Regions from separate parts of the Mus musculus genome. Here region 2 is linked to region 1. Evidence: chromatin loops called from intact Hi-C (ENCODE). Cell type or tissue: gastrocnemius. All regions are shown on one strand. Region 1 overlaps Mxra7 (matrix-remodelling associated 7). Region 2 has its middle 5.8 kb from the start of Ube2o.

Evidence for each region. Peaks named below come from ENCODE experiments on the same cell type or tissue, not always from the same donor. Only the 100,000 strongest peaks of a DNase experiment are listed, where the experiment ranks them.
Region 2: a loop joins it to region 1, with 6 times the contacts of the local background. A loop is called at or near these places in 3 of 42 quality-filtered maps.

Annotation. Positions count from the first base shown.
Region 1 is chr11:116,807,406-116,809,905 of GRCm38, reverse strand. All of the region lies in intron 3 of Mxra7 (matrix-remodelling associated 7), which reads left to right. Among named protein-coding and RNA genes, the nearest start is that of Mxra7, 19 kb to the left of the region's middle. In gastrocnemius, a CTCF peak has its summit at 1,445 (motif pointing right); DNase peaks (open chromatin) are centred at 703, 1,469 and 2,132; H3K27ac peaks cover 1,414 bases.
Region 2 is chr11:116,586,022-116,588,521 of GRCm38, reverse strand. No RefSeq gene overlaps it. Among named protein-coding and RNA genes, the nearest start is that of Ube2o, 5.8 kb to the right of the region's middle. In gastrocnemius, no CTCF peak of the experiment used is centred here; a DNase peak (open chromatin) is centred at 1,541.

The DNA.
Region 1 (2,500 bases):
GTGAGCTGCAGAGTGTGCCAAGGAGCTGCTCCGAGTGAAGAAGGAGTCCCTGACTCGCCCTCTGCACAGAGAAGTCCTCACTGTGTGCAGGAGGGACTGGTTGAGGTCCCAGCAGGGCCTGAGTTCATTTCATTCCATTGCCCCAACCCAGCATGCTTCCTGTGGCTCTCCCACGCCCATCTCACCTGACATCTGCTTGCTCCCTCCCAGCCCTGCACGCAGGCCCAGCCGGAGGGGCATCCCCTGACCACACCTCTGTGCCACATCTGATGCTGGGGGTTGCAGAGGCTGCTCAGGTTGGCTTCACCCTTCTGTCTCTGGCTTTTAGAAAAACGATAGCTACATGACAGATCTGGACCCAACGGGATTTGGGGAACGGCTCTAGAACTGTCCCCTGAAAAATAGCACCAGTGTATTTGCTAGCTCAGAGAACAAAGGTGCCTGCTGCCAACCCTGCTCAGGCCTGCCGCCCTGAGTCTGAGCCTCAGACTAGTTCGATAAAAGGGGAGAACCAAGTGGTATGGATTGTCCCCCAAGTTCCACATGCACACAAAACAAATACAAATGTAATTGATAATAATAATAATAATGAAACCGTTCATCTACATTACCATCAAACTAATGAACCACTCTCTCAAGCTGGCAGGCTGCCCGTCAGACCTGTCCCTACCAGCACAATGCCTCTTTCTGCTTCTAGGCTGATAAACAGGCAAGCAAGCACCTTGTTAGCAGGTAAATGGTGCACTCTCTCCCTCTCACTTTGAATCATTAGCTGGGCCACCGCAGCTGCGCCTAGGGCCCAGCTCTGCGGCAGCGCTCTGCTCTGTTCTCCTCAGGCTTGATCACACTCCTCAGGGAGCAGCACTGAGCAAGCTGGATGCCCCAAATGGGTTCTCCTACCATCCCAACTGAGACTTTCTGCCCCTGGATCTGCTCAGACAAAACTCCTGTCCAGAGCCTGGGAAGTGAGAAGGCAGTAACCGCTTAAATCTCTGCTGCTCTGCACGCTAACCTTTTTAAATTCCCTCTGGGTGGGCACGCACACTCCTCCCCTGCTCCCCACATTGGCTCTGACCCTGCCGCTCTCCGAAGCTTCCCTCAGTGTGCCTGGGCTCATTGGATGGCAGACTTTTGCTCTCCCAGGCCAAGAAGCCTGGCTGGCTTTGCTTTTTAGCAGGATATCCCACCTGCTGGTCCCAGAGAGAGAGAGGAACCCAGCTTGTACACTAAGCTTGTGCTGCCAGCCCGGGCCAGGCCCCTCACTGCTGTGCCTGACTGTCTGTAGGTCTGTTATCTTTTCACTCATGGAAATAGACAGGACCCAAGAAGAGGGTTTTGTATGACATGTTAGGGCAGTTAGAAAAGTGGGGACCCCCACCCCCAGCCTTACCTTAAGAGTTCAGGCTCTTCCTGCATAACGGCTGAAAGCATGCAATAACTCCAGCTTCCAGGAGAGGGCGCCAAAGGCACACAATCAGACCTCGGGCCTTCAGAGAGTCAGAGAGTTGGCCAGGCTTTTGGCCCTTCTGGGGAACCTGCAGGGTTAGGTTCAGAGCCCTCACAGCAGACGAAGACCCAGGCAGCAGGAAGCAAAAAAAAAAAAAAAAAAAAAAAAATTATCTAAGGCAATAGGAATTCCATCAGTGTGACCACACAGCCAAGGCTTAGCAAGCTCACTGAACATCGTCTCTGTTTCTCAGAAGCTGAAAGTGGCAGAGGGACAGCTGGCTTTGGCTGTGGGGGGGGACTAACAGAGCTGTGTCCCTGCAACATATGAGGAGCAAACTGCTGGTCTAAGAAAGCAGCAGAGCCTACCATGGCCTCTGCAATTCCAAACATCTTCCTTCTCGTCCCTGTGCCCACCCTCCTGTCCTGTGCTGCTTCTGAAATCGACTGAACAAAATACATGATCTCTCTCTCCCTGTTTCTCTTTACAGAACTGAAGAATAATGAAGGTGTCCTTAGCCTCTTCCTGAAAGCTTTCCTTCCTTTTGACATCCTAAAAGCTTGAGAGATTTAAAAAAAAAACAAAAACACCCCCCCCCCCCCGAGGAGCCAATGCAGGCTGGGGTGCGTCCCTGGGCTAGCAAGATCCTGGGCATGGCCTTGTCTCTGTCCTCCTCAGAGGAGGAAGCTTGCCAGCAGTATGGGCTCAGGCTTTGAGCTTTTCTTACCAGCCATGTTTGCTCCCCACAGCCTTTGTGCCCCCCCCCCACACCCTGTTCCCACAATCCCTCTGTGTTTTTGTTCTCACTGAAGCCAAACCACCAGATTTGAGAAGTAATAGACAAAGGAAGTGAAGTCCACTGGTACTCACGGGTGGTCACCCACACTCACACACACACACACACACACACACACACACACACTCACACACACACACACACACACACACACACACACACACACACTCACACACACTCACACACACACACACACTCACACACACACACTCACACACACACACTCACACACACACACACACACACACACACACACA
Region 2 (2,500 bases), 220 kb after region 1:
TTCCTTCCTTCTTTCCTTCCTTCCTTTCCTCCTCTGCTCCCCACCCTCTGCTGGAAATTGAAGCCAAAGACCTCAAGCCTGGTAGGCAAGAAGTGTTCGTGGACCACTGAGCTATATTCCCAGCCCAGAGTCCTCTCCTGCCTGCCCTTTAAAAGTTGATGTCTCAGAGTACAGAGGAGATCTTGGGCCAGGAGACTACTCACGTAATACCATAATCCCTTTCTGTATGTGTCCAGCCCCGTAGACGGTGTAACGGGAAGAGTGAACGCTAACATGGCTTTGTAGGGTGGTGTGATCCTGTCTGAAGATTATCACACATGGGCCACTCTGGTGGGGGATGGTGTCCTGAAGGAGATTGTGGGGAGGGGAAAGAAGCTGAGTGCTTTCTACTCGTTTGCTGTCACCTACCTGAAAACTGACACAAGTAATAGTTTGTGTTTTTATGTAAGAGAGTTAATGTCCCCTTTCAGGGATGCGTGGATAAGTAGATTTCGCATTTATGTGGCAGAGTGCTCCTCAGTCATCAGGAGAAGTGCAGACGTAAGTTCCAACTTAGATGAGCCTTGACGTATGCCTAAGTGAAAGGATGGATGCACAATGAGGAGGGCACGCTCTCTACGCTGACAGCCGAGCTGCGGGATGTGCACTGTTTTCAGAAGAGCCATTGACAGGAGGAATGGTGATGTCATGAGGTGGGGACAATCAGGACAAGTTCCAGAATCCAAGCTGGCCTAGAACCTAGTCTCTCATTGCAGCCCAAGCTAAGCTCAAACTTACTGTGACTATCCTGCTTCAGCCTTCTGAGCCACCACACGAGGCTAGGCACTGATGACCTTAAACATCAGACTGGGGTGGTGACTCTGGTTAAAAGTGTTTGCCACCCAAGCATGAGAACTGAAGTTTACCCCCTGAGGCCCAGGTAAATGCTGCATGCGCAGCAGTCCACCTGTAATTCTAACCGTACAAGGCAGAGACAACGGATTTCAGAGCAAGCTGCCTGCCAAAACTAGCCATATTGGCAAGCTCTGGGTTTGATTGAGAGACCCTGGCTCAATGAATCGCGTAGAAGACTGATGCAGAATGGAATGATTCTTAGCAACAACACATGCACACACGCATGCAAAAGACTGCTTCCCAGAGAGGAGGATGGTGTCGAGGTCAGGTACAGACCTGTGTGGCAGAGGTGGTGGGGAGACACCATTGGCTAAAGGCATGCTGACTCACTAACACCGCTGGGATTGGAGGAGAGCCACATAGTCCCACCTTGTCTCCAGCCTGAGGCCCGCAGCAGAGTGCACAGTGCTGCAACTGCCCAAGCCTGCATCTGCCCAAGCCTGAGGCGGGACACAGGTCCCTGGGCCAACGACGCTTCCAGACAGGAGCCACACCTGCTCTACTTCATGTATCCCGCACTTGAAGTCGGCCTTGCAGATCCTGCGCTATGCCATTATTTTCTTCACATTTTTGCCAAGGGCCAGTCCCTAAGGGGAATGGCCCTGAGCTGAGACGCAGGCGCTGCGGATGTAATGGGGCGCGCTCTTTGGAGCGCCCCCTGCTGGACAGAAAAGGAAGTGCATCTGGGCTCCCTCTCAACAGTGACTCCGAAGGCGCTCAAACTGGGTGGAACCAGGGTTCTTCACCTTGTTAGCTTCAATGCCTAGAGTGCACTGGGGGCATAGTAAACTCACCAAAGGGAGGTTCAGGGATGTCAGACCTTTTTGTATCCATCCATGTGACACATGAGCAAACCCCAGGACCTAGGCACCAGGGTTAAACACACCAGTAAGACATGAGGCACCCAGTCCAGACAGGTTCTGGATAATCTATGCAAAGCTATTGAGTATAGAACTGGGCATGAAGTCACACTTCAATGAGTGAAGCTATTATTAGCCATTATTACCAGAAGCCATGGACTAAATGGGGCGTATCTTCCTGGAGTGCCAGTCTACTCAACAATTAGGAAGGGAGGACACTGCTTTTTCATAACAAAGCAACAAACACAGGTGTACTTCAGGACAGGAACTCAAACAGGGCACGAACCTGGAGGCAGGAGCTGAGGCAGATTCCGTGAAGGGGTGCTACTGACTGGCTCGCTCCTCATGGCATGCTCAGTCGGCCTTCTTATAGAATCCATGACCACCAGGCCAGGGGTGGCACCACCCACAATGGGCTGGGCTTTTCCCCAACACTCACTAATTAAGAAAATGCTCCACAGACTTGCCTGCAGCCCAGCCATATGGAGGCATTTTCTTAAGTGAGGTCCCCTCCTCTCAGATGACTCTAGTTTGTGTCAAATTGACATAAAACCACCCAGCACACGCAGGGTCCCACACCAGTTCAGGGTACAGTGACTTAGCTGGTCTAGTAACCAGCTTGCTCTGGCTATCCCCTCTCTCCTCCCCCTGAGCACTGGCATTACAGGAGGAAGAAACGGGACTTTGTTTTGAGACACTCTGTTCGCCTGGCTTCCAGAAGTGGTCCTTAAGAGGTTTCTATGACA